Linked DNA regions of Homo sapiens: region 2 is linked to region 1. A link is an interaction called in ENCODE POLR2A ChIA-PET data of the cell type or tissue named here. Cell type or tissue: GM12878. All regions are shown on one strand.

What was found. Peaks named below come from ENCODE experiments on the same cell type or tissue, not always from the same donor. Only the 100,000 strongest peaks of a DNase experiment are listed, where the experiment ranks them.
Region 2: POLR2A ChIA-PET joins it to region 1 with 8 read pairs; 2 of 35 experiments call an interaction of 5 or more read pairs at or near these places.

What each region holds. Positions count from the first base shown.
Region 1 is chr12:57,338,023-57,346,022 of GRCh38, reverse strand. The region is part of intron 2 of R3HDM2 (R3H domain containing 2); the gene reads left to right. Among named protein-coding and RNA genes, the nearest start is that of R3HDM2, 89 kb to the left of the region's middle. In GM12878, no CTCF peak of the experiment used is centred here; no DNase peak of the experiment used is centred here; H3K27ac peaks cover 288 bases.
Region 2 is chr12:56,652,092-56,660,091 of GRCh38, reverse strand. No RefSeq gene overlaps it. Among named protein-coding and RNA genes, the nearest start is that of ATP5F1B, 10 kb to the right of the region's middle. RefSeq lists an enhancer at 2,076-2,125. In GM12878, no CTCF peak of the experiment used is centred here; a DNase peak (open chromatin) is centred at 911; H3K27ac peaks cover 1,413 bases.

The sequences.
Region 1 (8,000 bases):
ACGCCCGGCTAATTTTTGTATTTTTGGTAGAGGTTGGGTTTCACCGTGTTGGCCAGCCTGGTCTGGAACTCCTGATCTCAGGTGATCTGCCTGCCTTGGCCTACCAAAGTGCTGGGATTACAGGCGTGAGCCACCGCACCCAGCCCTCATTCTCCTGGTTTTTGATAAGAAATATGAAGCTGCCAGGCATGGTGGCTGGTGCCTGTAATCTCAGTTACTTGGGAGGCTGAAGTGGGAGGATTGCTTGAGGCCAGGAGTTGAGAAGCCTGGGCAACATAGCAAGAACTCTTCTCTAAAAAAATAAAATAAATATAGATTAGGGGGCATGGGGGCACATGCCTGTAGTCCCAGCTACCTGAGAGCCAGAACCAGGAGGCAGGAGGATTGCTTGAGCCCAGAAGTTCAACGCTGCAGTGAGCTGCAATCCTGCCACTGCACTCCAGCCTGATGCTAAAGCAAGACCTGTCTCTTAATATATGTGTGTGTGTGTGTGTGTGTGTGTGTGTGTGTGTGTGTGTGTGTATAAAAGAAATATGAAGCCATTTGAATCATTATTGCCTTAATAACGAATGCATCATTTCATTTTGGTTGCCTTCAAGATTTTTTCTCTTTTTGTGTTTAGCTGTTAGGTTATGATGAATCCAGGAGTTTATCATGGATTTGTTTGTGTTTATCCTGTTTGGGGCAATTACTGAGCTTCTTGAATCTGTTGGTTTATGTCTTTTGTCAAACTTGTGAAGTTTGCTTCCATTATTTCTTTCAGTATTTCAGTACACTCTTTCTCCTCACCTTCTGGGACTCTAATGTCCTGAATATTAGACATTTTGGTATTGTTCCTCAGGTCCTTGATGATCTGGTTTTTTTTTCCCCCAATAAGGAAATTTTTTTAGGCCAGTTGCAGTGGCTCATGCCTGTAATCCCAGCATTTTGGGAGCCCGAGGCAGGCAGATCACCCGAGGTCGGGAGTTTGATACCAGCCTGACCAACATGGAGAAACCCAGTATCTACTAAAAATACAAAATTAGCCGGACATGGTGGTGCATGCCTGTAATCCCAGCTACTCTGGAGGCTGAGGCAGGAGAATCGCTTGAACCAGGAAGGTGGAAAGGTGGAGGTTGCGGTGAGCTGAGATTGCACCATTGCACTCCAACCTGGGCAACAAGAGCAAAACTCCATCTCAAAAAAAAAACAAAAAACAAAAAAACAGGAGAAGTTTTTTTCCTTTAGTGTTGAAATTCAGTGTTCACATTTGATACCTCTGTTGATCTGACTTCAAATTCATTGACTCTTTCCCCTGTCATTTCTGTTCTGCTGTTGAACTCATCAAGTGAGTTTTTATGTTCTGGTTGTTATATTTTCCAGTTCTAAAATTTTCATTTGATTCTTCTTTATATCCTCTGTTTCTTTGCTGAGACATTCTGTCTTTTCATTAGTTTCAAGAATGTTTGTCCTACCTTGTTGGAATATTTTTGTCATGTGAGGTTGTTAATTTCAACATTTGCATCATCTTCTTGTTTTGACTGTTCATCTCTTTTCTTATACAAATTCAAATTATCTTGATTCTTCATATGCTGGGAAATTTTAGATTGTATCCTGGAAAATTTGAATATTATGTCATGAATGTCAGGGTCTTCTTTAAATCCTGTGGTGAATATTGACTTTAATTTTAGCAGACATTCAACCTGGTTGTGTTCAACTTCAAGTTCCGTGCAGCTTTTCGTGAGTGATGATTCCAAAGTCTGTTCAGTTTTTGAAGGCTTTGCATTGCTATTTAGATCTGCCTTGCATGTATATCACCTACCCACTCATCTGAGATTTGGCTGATGGCTATTCTTATAGTTCAGAATGACCTTAACGTTAGGAGATACGTACTGAATTGTTTTAGGTGTGAAGAGTCATCATGAAAGCATGTCAAATAGACCTGAAAAAAATTTATATGCACATATATGCATGCACATATGTGTATACGTAAGTTTGTATATGTATCTAGGTGATTGTTGTGCTGGTTTTGCAAATTCTTTTTATGTTAGAAATTTCTCAAGTAAAAATTTCAGGGCAACAAAGAAATAAATAAAGGTCAAAAACATGTCATTCATCTGCTTAAAAACCACAAATGGCCTGTCATCTCATGAAGTGTAAAAGTTAGATTGCTTTCAGTGGTCGATTTGGCCCTGCGGGATCAGCCTTCCAACCCCCTAAGGCTTCTCATCTCACTCAGAGTAAAAGCCAGAACCTGTTTTTTTTTTTTTTTTTTTTTTAACCTTTTGTAAGACCCTTCATGAGTCTATCTCTTATTCCTAGAGCTTATCTTAGTTCCTGTCCATAGTAATAACCCAACCAGACAAGTATTTGTCTGAATGAATAAATAGATGTGTTTTTGTGACAGGTTTTATTGTTTTCATCAGGATGCCTTGACCATAGCTATACATTATTTTTTGCTGTTGCAGATCATGCACTGCCTGTAATGTTCATTACTTCCTGAGCAATAGAGATTATTACTATCCTTCCTTGGGCTCTTAAAAATTAAGATCCGAGGCTAGGCTCGGTGGCTCACGTCTGTAATCCCAGCATTTTGGGAGGCCAAGGCAGGCAGATCACCTGAGGTCGGGAGTTCGAGACCAGCCTGACCAGCCTGGAGAAACCCTGTCTCTACTAAAAATACAAAATTAGCTGGGCCTGGTGGCGCATGTCTGTAATCCTAGCTACTCGGGAGGCTGATGCAGGAGAACCGCTTGAACCGGGAGGCGGAGGTTGTGGTGAGCCAAGATCGCGCCATTGGACTCTAGCTTGGGCAACAAGAGTGAAACTCCGTCTCAAAAAAAAAAAAAAAAAAAAATTAAGACCCGAGGGTCATATCTAAGCTTGCCGTTCCAGAGCCATGTATACTTTCTCAAATAATTACTTTTCTTTCCTGGTCTCCTTTGTACCAATTTCTTTATTTTAATCTACTTATTGTCATCCCTGTACTTACACTCTCCATTACCATCCTTTTTCATCAGTTCTGTCAGTAAGATGCCTTCATGGTTTCCTTATTCCCTCATTTTATAGCCAAAGTATTTTTCCCTTCCTTTGGGGGCAAATAATAGGAAGAGGAATAGATAGCTACTGGTATCCTGTGCTGTCTGCCTTCTGCCCCAAAATGAAAAACAATTTTACTAAATATAGCTCGCTGGCAAGAAAATTCTCTATAACAAGGTTTGGTCTTAATTTTACATTTCTAAAGTCCAGCCCAGTAGCTTTTAGGCAAAGATCATATCCCTGACCTCAGTTATTTTGCAGGTGAGAAAAAGGTAAGGTAAATTTAAAGGTGAGCTTTTAATTCAATACATATTTCCAACTTGTTATTCACTAAAGAGACTATTTTGGTATTTCGACATATGTAGCAGAAAGGAGCTGCTGCTGTGTCTTTAAAAGCTATCCTCAGAGCAGTGTGGAGGCAGGCGTGCCACTGAAGTACTTGAATGAGAGCGAGAAGAGGAGGTGGGAGGGGGTGCTCTTACAGCCTCTGTGTGTGTGTGTGTGTGTGTCTGTGTGTGCCTGTGTCTGTGTCTGTGAGTGTATGTGCCAGTGTGACTGTTGGCAGAGCTCTGGATGATATCTCTCTGAACAGCTGGGCCATGGTCGGCTTCAGAGCTGCTTGTCAGAGCAGTTAGTTAGCTGGAGCTCCAGCAGCAAGGATCAGTATCATTTCATTCAAGGGTGAAGGGGGCGGGAGAGGGCTGTGGGTGGGGGAAGAGGCACAGGTTTCCCAGAAGGAATTTCTTCCGGCAAAATTCCGGCAGAACAGATCTTTACAATGAAGTCTCCATTAATAATGTGAGCTCGCTGTTGGTGTAAGTACAGATCCATCTGGGGTGAGTTTTGGATAATTTTCTTTTTTTATATAAAAGTCCTTGAACTCCACAGACTGGGTAGAAAGAAGCTATAAAGATATTTTTCTATCTTGGCTGATTTAACTGTATAGTACACACTAGGGAAATTAGAGAATTTTGAAGTGCTAAGTTTTGTGAAGGTGTTTTAGGCATTTTCATTTGCTGTTTTTTATCTTTAAAATATTATAAAAATTAGGTTTGCTAGAACTTTTACACTATTCAGATTTTACCTCTTCCATGACTATTTCAAGCAATGCTTCATTCAGATGCAGCTTATGAGAACAGTGGTGATTTCTGTTCTCTTTGGTGATGCTGTTGACGCACATTGCAGGAAGCAGGGATTCCCCTATAAATATCCTTCACTGTGTCATTACCCAGCTATCCGCACCTGGCTGGTGAATGTGCCTGTCTGTCCTATATCTTTACGTAACTATCCCCTAGTCTTTAAATGTGATAAGCCTTTGCTATGTCTGGGGAGATTTTTTGATTATGAACATCCTAGGAGGCATTTGTTAAAACCTTTTTACTAAAAAATGCCTTTTGATGTGTTGAGATTGTCACATGGATTTCTTCTGGGTTTATTTATTCTTATTTTGTATTACTTTTTCTTATAATTGGCTTGTTTTTATTTGCTGGCCTTGGCTTCTAAAGAGTGCAGAGATGGGATTCCCTCTACCTCCAGTGACGTAGTGATTTTGTTTGCAGTCTTTTTCTTCTGAGAGGGAGGGGACGGAGAGAAGGAAGAAGAAAAATCCATCTGAAGCGGTGCGTTCTTCCTTCTGTGACTTGATGTTGGTAACTGGGTGCCATTGAATAGAGCTGAAGCCAAAGTGGGATGTTTTAAAGGTGCTATAATTTTGTTTGTTTCCTTTTAAAATAGGGTCAGACCGAAGTCAGAATTGCTGAAGCAGGGTGCCTGAATTAACCCTATATGTCCTGCTGTTAATTTTACCTAATTACGTTTTCTAAATAAGGAAAGATAAAGAACTCATGAGCAGGTTTCTGGAACCAGGATCCATGAATAATTTTGGTTGAGTTTTGGATTTGGAATTTTTCTGCCTTATTTGCACAGACAGTTTGTACACTGTTTCTCAGACCTAAAAAATAGGTAGTTATGTAAAATTCCTTGACATTGTAGTTTAGAACAAAATTCTAATTTTGATGTATGTAGCTAAAGCGAAGCTTTAGGAAGAAATTGTTATATATACTCTTAGGTGTGAGCATAACAGCCCAACCCATTTTTTTTTTTTTTGGATTGAGTATCTGGGCTTCCAGTCGCTTTTCATGCAATTCCATTTTAATACCGCTGATTTCTAGAGGGCTGCAGAGGTCAGTTTGAAAAACTCAGTAAACTAGAGCCTAGGAAAATTAAGGGTTTACCTATCTGTCAATGTGTGTTTAGGTAACATATGTGGAAAAGTACCTTTAAAAATATGCTGGTTTATTTTCTGTCTTTATTTTCTCTTCTGTTCTGTGCTTTCATTTACTCTGAATTCTTTGTGTGAAGTGAAAAGAGTAATAATGTCTGCTTCTCAGCTTACATTAGGTATTCTTATTTTTCTATGATAGTTCAATTATATTAATATTTATTACAGCCATAAATGTTTCAGACCAACACAATCTATTTTTGGGGGGTGGGGTGTGGTAGGAGGAGAAAAAGGAAGATAATCCTAGGGCAAATGGAGAGAATTCTAGAAGAATAACCTATTTAGATGTTTGCCAGAGACAGGAGCTATAAGGGTTAAGGGAAATTCCACCACATCCTTGCATCTTGATATTGCAGCAAATTTGTGGATAATTTCTTGCTAGCTTTTCAGGAAACCCCTGTGGTGGACAACCCTCATTAATCGTTGCTGGGAGACTGCTCTGACGTCACTGGGAGCAGTTCCCTGTCTGCAACTAGGACAGGAATAGCCTTTGAGGGGGAAGAAAACTGCTGTGAAATTAAAAGATGACGGTTTTGTTTACTTGGTTTTCCTTTCATTTGAGGGTAGATAAGATAGACCTAAAGTCTTTCTTAAATGTTTGTCATTACCAAGGGAAAAATTGCCAAAAGTTCTTTTTATTTCAACTGGGAGTGCCTTCTTTTGAAATCTTTTATTTTCTAACCATCAAGGTTTTGGAAGAGGTCAAGGAAAAAGAAAAGCTATTGAAAGATGTTAGAGAAGTAAGATTTCTGTTTCTTTTTATCCCCTTTTCTCCCTACTTTTTTTGTTTTTTGTTTTTGGAAGAAGGAAAGATCAAGAACAACTTTTATAAATGGTTGTTTTTAGCATCACCCCGTTTGGGATAATTAAAAATGTGATATATATGTTGGAAGGACACTACTGTGCCTAAAAGTTACTATACCTACTTAATTCTCTTCTCTCTGATATCTTCCTCTCCTAGCCCACTCCCTTAACAGCTCTCACTGTTAACAGCTTCTCCTTCTCTCTCTCTCTTTTTTTTTTTTTTAGATGGAGTCTTTCTCTGTCACCCAGGCTGGACTGCAGTGGCATGATCTTGGCTCACTGCAACTTCCACCTCCCGGGTTCAAGCAGTTCTCCTGCCTCAGCCTCCCAAGTAGCTGGCATTACAGGTGCATGCCACCACATCCAGCTAATTTTTGTATTTTTAGTACAGATGGGGTTTCACCATGTTGGCCAGGTTGGTCTTGAACTTCTGACCTCGTGATCCACCCACCGGCCTCCCAAAGTGCTGGAATTACAGTCATGAGCCACCACATCTGCCAAGAGCTTCTCTTTAGAAAAAACTTACTGGTTGAATGCTTGCCCCCTGGAATTCAAATCCCAGCTTTGCCAATTGCTGCTCTGTGACCTTGGCCAAATTATTTAACGTCTCCATTTGTAAAATGGGTCAGACGTAGTGGCTTACACCTGTAATCCCAGCACCTTGGGAGGCTGAGGCGGATGGATCACTTGAGGTCAGGAGTTTGAGACCAGCCTGGCCAACATGGTGAAACCCAGTCTCTACTAAAACTACAAAAAAATTTAGCCGGGTATGGTGGCGAACACCTGTAATCCCAGCTACTGGGCAGAGGTTGCAGTGAACCGAGATCACACCTCTGCACTCCAGCCTGGGCAACGGAGCAAGACTCTGCCTTTTAAAAAGACACACACATGCACACACATTTGTAAAACGAAGACAATAATTAGTACCCACTTCCTAGGGTTGTTTTGAGGATTAAAAGAGTTAATATATACATAATAAATCTTTTAAGACAGTTCCTGGTCATTTAAAGACTTAGCATTAGCCATTATTATTAATATTTAGAAATAGAGTCCAGCCCAGGTGGCAGAATGAGACCCTATCTCTCTCTCTCTCTCTCCCTTTGAAAAAAAAAAAATGGCAGGGGGATGTACTATTTGTGTCTTCAGATCACATGTAATTTTTGAGGAAGCCATAAGAGATTTTCAAGCCATGTACGAGATTGAGTTTTTAAAATGAACATCAGGACCAGGCATTGTGGCTCACACTTGTAAGCCCAGCATGTTACTTTGGGAGGCCAGGGTGGGTGGATCACTTGAGGTCTGGGGTTCGAGACCAGCCTGGGCTATATGGTGAAACCTCGTCTCTACCAAAAATGCAAATAAATTAGCTGGGCGTGGTGGCTCACGCCTGTAGTCCCAGTTACTCGGGAGGCTGAGGCAGGAGGATCACTTGAACATATCCAACCAATATGGATACAAATTCTGTACTAATATGGAAACAAAGTTTAGAAAGAGATATCTCAAAACATCATGTTGTTAATAGCAGTTATCTCTGAGTTGTTGATCATGGGTATTTTTGTTTGTTTGTTTTCTTCTCTATAATTGTGCGTGTTGTTTTTGTTTTTGTTTTTGTTTTTGAGATGGAGCTTTGCTCTTGTTGCCCAGACTGGAGTGCAATGGTGCGATCTTGGCTCACCGCAACCTCTGCCTCCCGGGTTCAAGCAATTCTCCTGCCTCAGCCTTCTGAGTAGCTGGGAGTACAGGCATGCGCCACCATGCCCGGATAATTTTGTATTTTTAGTAGAGACAGGGTTTCTCCATGTTGGTCAGGCTGGTCTTGAACTCCTGACCTCAGGTGATCCGCCCATCTCAGCCTCACAAAGAGCTGAGATTACAGGCGTGAGCCACTGCACCCGGC
Region 2 (8,000 bases), 690 kb after region 1:
ATGATATTGCCAGGCTTGCTTTGCTCTTCCCAGATAGTCTAAAGTGACAAATCATTTGTTCGCAAGTTGTATTGTCAGTCTGGGTAATTTCATTGTTCATGTGAAGAACTTATCCAGAACTCACTCCTAAATTATTTATTTATTTATTTATTTAGACACGGAGTCACTTTTTGACATGGAGGCATGATCTCGGCTCACTGCAGCCTGTTTCCCAGGTTCAAGCGATCCTTCTGCCTCAGCTCTCTGAGTAGCTGGGATTACAGCCATGTGCCACCACTCCTGGCTAATTTTTGTATTTTTAGTAGAGATGGGGTTTCACCTGGTTGGCCAAGCTGGTCTCAAACGCCTGACCTCAAGTGATCCACCCACCTCAGCCTCCCAAAGTGCTGGGATTACAGGATTGAGCCATTGTGCCAGGCCAATCCTGAATTTCTTTTCTTTTCTTTTTTTTTTTTTTTTTTGAGACGGAGTTTTGCTCTTGTTGCCCAGGCTGGAGTGCAGTGGCGTAATCTCAGCTCACTGCAACCTCCATCTCCCAGGTTCAAGAGATTCTCCTGCCTCAGCCTTCCCAAGTAGCTGGGATTATAGGCATGCGCCACCAAGCCCAGCTAATATTGTATTTTTAGTAGAGATGGGGTTTCTCTGTGTGGGTCGGGCTGGTCTCAAACTCCCGACCTCAGGTGATCTGCCCACCTTGGCCTCCCAAAGTGCTGGGATTACAGGCGTGAGCTACCCTGCCCAGCCCCAATCCTAAATTTCTTAATCTCAAATCCAATGGCCTTCAGTTGAGTACTTAGCAACCCATTCCCATTATGTATCTCATCATCATGAGTGAAAGAACTGCAAAGCTGCTTATACTACAACTAAGTGTCATGCAGTCTAACTGCCCCTCAACCACTGTTCCTTCTCTGGCCTCACAGCTAATTAGCCTTTATAGCTTTAGTTACTTCCCTATTTCTATTGCGCTGTGATTCATCTTGAACCTATTCTCAAACAATCAAAATCATGGAGTTTTTTGTGATAATGTGGATTCCTAGGTCTTATCTCTGAGATAAGCTTGTCCATGTGGGGCCAGGGATTTGGAATATTATTGATAACTAGAAACCAGTGATTCCTAAAATGTGATCCCCAGACTAGCAGGATTAGTTTTGCCTAGGAACTCATTAGAAATACAAATTCTGGCCCCCAAATAGACCTACTAAATCAGAAACTTTGGAGGTGGGGTCAAGTGATCTGTCAAGCCTCTCCGGGTGATTCTGATGTATGCCAAAGTCTCATTACTGTTTTGGATCTAAAACGTAGGTTCTCATTCGGTTGGTCCTACTGAGATAGCCATGTGCAGTGTGATGTTTTGTGATGAAGGAAATGTTCCATATATCCAGTGTCCGATAGGTAACTACTAGCCAAATAGAGCTACTGAGGACCTGAAAAGCTAGTGCAATTAAGAAATGATTTTTAAATAAAAATCATTACAGGCCAGGTGCGGTGGCTCACGCCTATAATCCCAGCACTTTGGGAGGCCAAGGTGGGCAGATCACGAGGTCAGGAGTTCGACACCAGCCTGGCCAATATGGCAAAACCCTGTCTCTACTAAAAATACAAAAATTAGCTGGGCGTGGTGGTGTGCACCTGTGGTCCCAGCTGCTCGGGAGGCTGAGGCAGAGGAGTCGCTTGGACCCGGCAGGCAGAGGTTTTGGTGAAAAGAGATCGTGCCACTGCACCCTGGGCAACATAGCATGACTCCGTCTCAAAAAAAAAAAAAAAACCATTACATTAAATCTTACTAAATTTAAATAATCCAGTTTGGGCACCATGGCTCACACCTGTAATCCCAACTCTTTGGGAAGCCAAGGCCTGAGCTCAGGAGGGAGACCAGCCTGGGCAATATGGTGAAACCCCATCTCTACAAAAAAAAAAAAAAAAAAAAAACCATGGTGTGGTGGTGCATGCCTGTGATCCCAGCTACTCTAGAGGCTGAGGTGGGAGGATCCTTGAGCCTGGGAGACAGAGATTGTAGTGAGCTGAGATCATGCCACTGAACTCCAATCTGGGTGACAGAGACCCTGTCTCAAAAAACAAAACAAAAATTTTTAAATAATCCTATATGGTTAGTTACTACCATATTAGATAGTGCAGAGTTTGATGATACTGACGTAGGTGGTTTCAGGTCCACTGATGATTCATTAACCAAATTCTTACTTGCCTAAGATGATATGGGGAAATCCAAGCATGATAAATTTGGATACTACAGAGAAAATTAACATCAAAAATTACATAGGTCAATGTGCCAGGCACAGTACCTCACGCCTGTAATCCCAGCACTTTGGGAAGCCAAGGCAGGTGGATTGCTAGAGCCCAGGAATTCCAGACCAGCCTGGACAATATGGTAAAACCCCCTCTCTACTAAAAACAAAAAATTAGCCTGGCATGGTGGCACAAACCTGTAATCCCAGCTACTCGGGAGTCTGAGGCATGAGAATCATGTGAACCCAGAGGGTAGAGGTTGCAGTGATCTGAGATCGTGCCACCATACTCCAGTCTGGACAACAGAGTGAGACTCCATCTCAGAAAAGTCGCCTGGCGAGGTGGTTTATGCCTGTAATCCCAGCACTTTGGGAGGCCAAGGCAGGTGGATCACTTGAGGTCAGGAGTTTGAGACCAGCCTGCCCAACAGGATGAAACCCCATCTCTACTAAAAATACAAAAATTAGCCGGGGATGGTAGTGGGCACCTGTTATCCCAGCTACTCGGGAGGCTGAGGCAGGAGAATCATTTGAACCAGGGAGGTGGAGATTGCAGTGAGCCGAGATCCCACCACTGCATTCCAGTTTGGGCAAAAGAGCAAGACATTGTCTCACAAATAAATAAATAAATAAATAAATAAGCCTGGGTGAGGTGGCTCATGCCTATAATCCCAGCACTTTGGGTGGCCGAGGCGGGCAGATAACGAGGTCAGGAGTTCAAGACCAGCCTGGCCAACATAGTGAAACCCCGTCTCTACTAAAAATACAAAAATTAGCCATGCATGGTGCTGCATGCCTGTAGTCCCATCTACTTGGGAGGCTGAGGCAGGAGAATTGCTTGAACCCAGGAGGCAGAGGTTGTGGTGAGCCGAAACTGCGCTTCTGCACTCCAGCCTGGGCAACAGAGTGAGACTCCATCTCAAAAAATAATAATAATAAAAATTAACAGGCCAGGCGCAGTGGCTCATGCCTGTAATCCCAGAACTTTGGGAGGCCGAGACAGGTGGGTTACGAGGTCAGGAGATCGAGACCATCCTGGCTAACATGGTGAAACCCCGTCTCTACTAAAAATACAAAATATTAGCCGGGCGTGGTGGCGAGCACCTGTAGTCCCAGCTACTCGGGAGGCTGAGGCCGGAGAATGGTGTGAACCCAGGAGGTGGAGCTTGCAGTGAGCCTAGATAGTGCCACTGCATTCCAGCCTGGGTGACAGAGCGAGACTCCGTCTCAAAAAAATAAAAAATAAATAAATAATAGGTCAAAACATACCACTAAATTAAAAGATAACATTAGAAGAAAACATTTACAACATGCTTAACAAAGCATTTGAAGAACACTTAATCATGACAAGCCAAAAGGAAAAAATTGACAAAAGATGGAAACAAGTAATTAACTGAAGATATACAACTGACCAACAAACATGAAAATATTCCATCTTACTAGCCATTAGAGCTGAGCGTGGTGGCTCATGCCTGTCATCTCAACACTTTGGAAGGCCAAGGAAGATGGATTGCTTGAGCTACCCCCGTCCCACCACCAGACTTGAAGGTAGCCATGGGCAATATGTTGAAACCCCCCCTTTTTTTTTTTTTTTGAGACAGAGTTTCGCTCTCATTGCCCAGGCTGGAGTGCAGTGACATGATCTTGGCTCACTGCAACCTCCACCTTATGGTGGTTTCAAGCGATTCTCCTGCCTCAGCCTCCCAAGTAGCTGGGACTACAGGCACACACCACCATGCCCAGCTAATTTTTTGTATTTTTAGTAGAGACGGGGTTTCACCATGTTTGTCAGGATGGTCTCGATCTCTTGACCTTGTGATCCGCCCACCTCAGCCTCCCAAAGTGCTGGAATTACAGGCGTGAGCCACCATGCCCAGCCAAAACCCTGTCTTTACAAAAATTAGCAGGGCCTGATGGTGTGTGCATATGACTGGTCCCAGCTACTCGGGAGGCAGAGGTGGGAGGATTACTTGAGCCTGGGAGGTTCTAGTTCAAGAACTACTTGAACCCAGGAGGCGAAGGCTGCAGTGAGCCGTAATCACTCCACTGTACTGCAGCCTGGGAGACAGAGCAAGACCCTGTCTAAAAAAAAAAAAAAAAAGTGGCTCATGCCTGTAATCCCAGCACTTTGGGAGGCCAAGGCAGGCAGATCATCTGAGGTCGGGAGTTCAAGACCAGCCTGGCCAATATGGTGAAACCCCTTCTCTACTAAAAATACAAAAAAATTAGCCAGGCATTGTGGCGGGAGCCTGTAGTCCCAGCTACTCATGAGGCTGAGGCAGGAGAATCACTTGAACCTAGGAGGCAGAGGTTTCAGTGAGCCAAGATCGCACCACTGCACTCCAGCCTGGGTGACAGATCAAGACTCCGTCTCAAAAAAAGTTAATTAAGTCAATAATTTCATTATATTAGCCACCTTTAAAAATAAAGTTTTGGCAAAGATGCTGGGAACCTGGTAAATTAGCAAGATGGTTTGCGAAGGCAATTTGGCAGAATCTTATTTAAGTGAGCATATTTTAAGCCAACATGTTTAGGAATATGTATTAAAGGAGTACTAGGGTCAGGCACGGTGGTTCATGCCTGTAATCCCAGCACTTTGGGAGGCTGAGACAGGCGGATCATGAGGTCAGGAGTTCGAGACCAGCCTGGCCAACATGGTGAAACCCCCGTCTCTACTAAAAATACAAAAATTAGCTGGGCCTGGTGGCATGTGCCTGTAATCCCAGCTATTTGGGAGGCTGAGGCAGGAGAATTGCTTGAACCTGGGAGGTGGAGGTTGCAGTGAGCAACCTTTTTGTCACCAGGGACCGGTTTTGTGGAAGACAATTTTTCCATGGATGGGGGTGGGGGATATGGTTCATGAAATAATTATACAACTGACCATAATGTAGAATCAGTGGGAGCCTTGAGCTTGTTTTCCTGCAACTAGACAGTCCCATCTTAGGGTGATGAGAGACAGTGTCAGATCATCAGGCATTAGATTCTCATAAGGAGTGTGCAACCTAGATCCCTTGCTTGCTCGGTTAACAATAGGGTTTCCGGCAGGGCACGGTGACTCACGCCTGTAATCCCAGCACTTTGGGAGGCTGAGGCGGGTGGATCACAAGGTGAGGAGATCGAGACCATCCTGGCTAACATGGTGAAACCCTGTCTGTACTAAAAAAAAATACAAAAAAATTAGCCAGGCGTGGTGGCGGGTGCCTGTAGTTCCAGCTACTCCAGAGGCTGAGGCAGGAGAATGGCATGAACTCAGGAGGCAGAGCTTGCAGAGAGCTGAGACCATGCCACTGCACTCCAGCCTGGGCGACAGAGCGAGACTCTGTCTCAAAAAAAAAAAACAAAAAACAAAACAAAAAACAACAATAGGGTATCAGGGGAACCAGCCCCTAATATTTCAACATAGGTTCTTTTCTATTTTCCCTAAGTGTCAGCCGGTCTGAGAAATAAAGGGAAAGAGTACAAAAGAGAGCAATTTTAAAGCTGGGTGTCCGGGGGAGACATCACATGTCAGCAGGATCCGTGATGCCCCCTGAGTTGCAAAACCAGCAAGTTTTTATTATGGATTTCAAAAGGGGAGGGGTGTACGAATAGGGTGTGGGTCACAGAGATCACATGCTTCAAGAGCAATAAAATATCACAAGGCAAATAGGGGCAGAGTGAGGTCACAGGACCAGGGCAAAATTAGAATTGCTGATGAAGTTTCATGTCCCACTGGGCACACATTGTCATTGATAACATCTTATCAGGAGACAGGGTTTGAGAGCAGACAACCGATCTGACTAAAATTTACTAGGCAGGAATTTCCTAATCCTAATAAGCCTGGGGGTGCTACAGGAGACCAGGGCTTATTTCATCCCTTATCTATAACCATATAAGACACACACTCCCAGAGCGGCCATTTTAGAGACCTCCCCCTGGGAATGCATTCTCTTTCTCAGGGCTGTTCCTTGCTGAGAAAAATAACTCAGCGGTATTACTCCTATTCGCTTTTGTAAGAAGAGAAACATGACTCTGTTCTGTCCGGCCCCACAGGCAGTCAGGCCCAATGGTTATCTCCCTTGTTCCCTGAAAATCGCAGCCATCCTGTTCCTTTTGGATGTCCAGATTTCATATTGTTCAAACACACATGCTCTACAAACAATCTGTGCAGATAATGCAATTATCACAGGATCCTGAGGCAACATACATCCTCAGCTTATGAAGATGACGGGATTAAGAGATTAAAGACAGGCATAGGAAATTATAAGAGTATTGATTGGGGAAGTGATAAATGTACATGAAATCTTCACAATTTCTGTTCAGAGATTGCAGTAAAAACAGGCGTAAGAAATTATAAAAGTATTAATTTGGGGAACTAATAAATGTCCATGAAATCTTCACAATTTATGTTCTGCTGTGGCTTCAGCCGGTCCCTCCGTTTGGGGTCCCTGACTTCCCGCAACAATAGGGTTTCCATTTTTATGAGAATCTAATGCCATCACTGATCTGACAGGAGGCAGAATTCAGGTGGTAACGTGAGCAGTGGGGAGAAGCTGTAAATACAGATGAAGCTTTGGTCACTCGACCACAACTCTCCTCCTGCTGTGTGGCCTGGTTCCTAACAGGCCATGGACGGGTACTGGTCTGTGGCCCAGGCACTGGGGAACCCTGCATTATATGTATATGAAACAGAAAGTGAGTGGAATGTATGCAAAAAGTTTTTTCAATGGTCATTTTTGGGAAGGACAGTGGAAGTTTTGGAAGTAATGGTGAAAGAACTCATCCTGTACACCTAGAATATGTTCATATGTTACTTGTGTAATAAATAGTGCTTCCAAATTGTGACCTAAGAAAGGAATATTGGATTTCTGAAAGAGAATATTTCAACTTGGGAATGGCTGTGGAAGTAGGCTGCTTATGTGAAATGGGAATGTGAAAAACTAATTGGAATTGAAGTGGTTGAGGATCTCTGAAGCCAGGGCATTGAATGGGTTCTTTTCGTGGAATTTGAAATAATCCGGGATGATTGTCAAGAAATGTAGTAGAGACCAAAAAAACACATTCCACCAATTACCAGAGTACTGGAAGGATGTGGGGGTATGACCAATGTGGATAGCAGTAATGAAAGGATTTGGTGGAAAATGTAATTTTCACTTCAAGATGAATTTTAAATTACAGAGCACAGTCATTTGGAATTAACTTCAGATAAGAAACCAGATTGGGTGGGTCTGTGTGGTTCCTATTCCCCTGTGAAAAATAACTTGTACTTTTTTTTTTTTTTTCCATTCAGGTTCCATTTATTTTTGACATTTTTACATAACCATCCTTGCAGGGGTAACTCCTGCATCACTCTAGAACTTCAGGTTCCGTCCCTCTCCCTCTCCCTCTCCCCCTCCCCTCCCCCTCCCCTCCCCCTCCCCCTCCCCCTCCCCTTCCCTCTCTCCATGGTCTCCCTCTGAAGCCGAGCCGAGGTTGGACTGCACTGCCGCCATCTCGGCTCACTGCAACCTCCCTGCCCGACTCTCCTGCCTCAGCCTGCCGATCGCCCGGGACTGCAGGCGCGTGCCGCCACGCCTGACTGGTCTTTGCTGGAGTGCAGTGGCATGATCTGGGCTCGCTACAGCCTCCACCTCCCAGCCTCCTGCCCTGGCCTCCCAAAGTGCCGAGATTGCAGCCTCTGCCCGGCTGCCACCCCATCTGGGAAGCGAGGAGCGTCTCTGCCTGGCCGCCCATCATCTGGGATGCGAGGAGCCCCTCTGCCCTGCCGCCCAGCCTGGG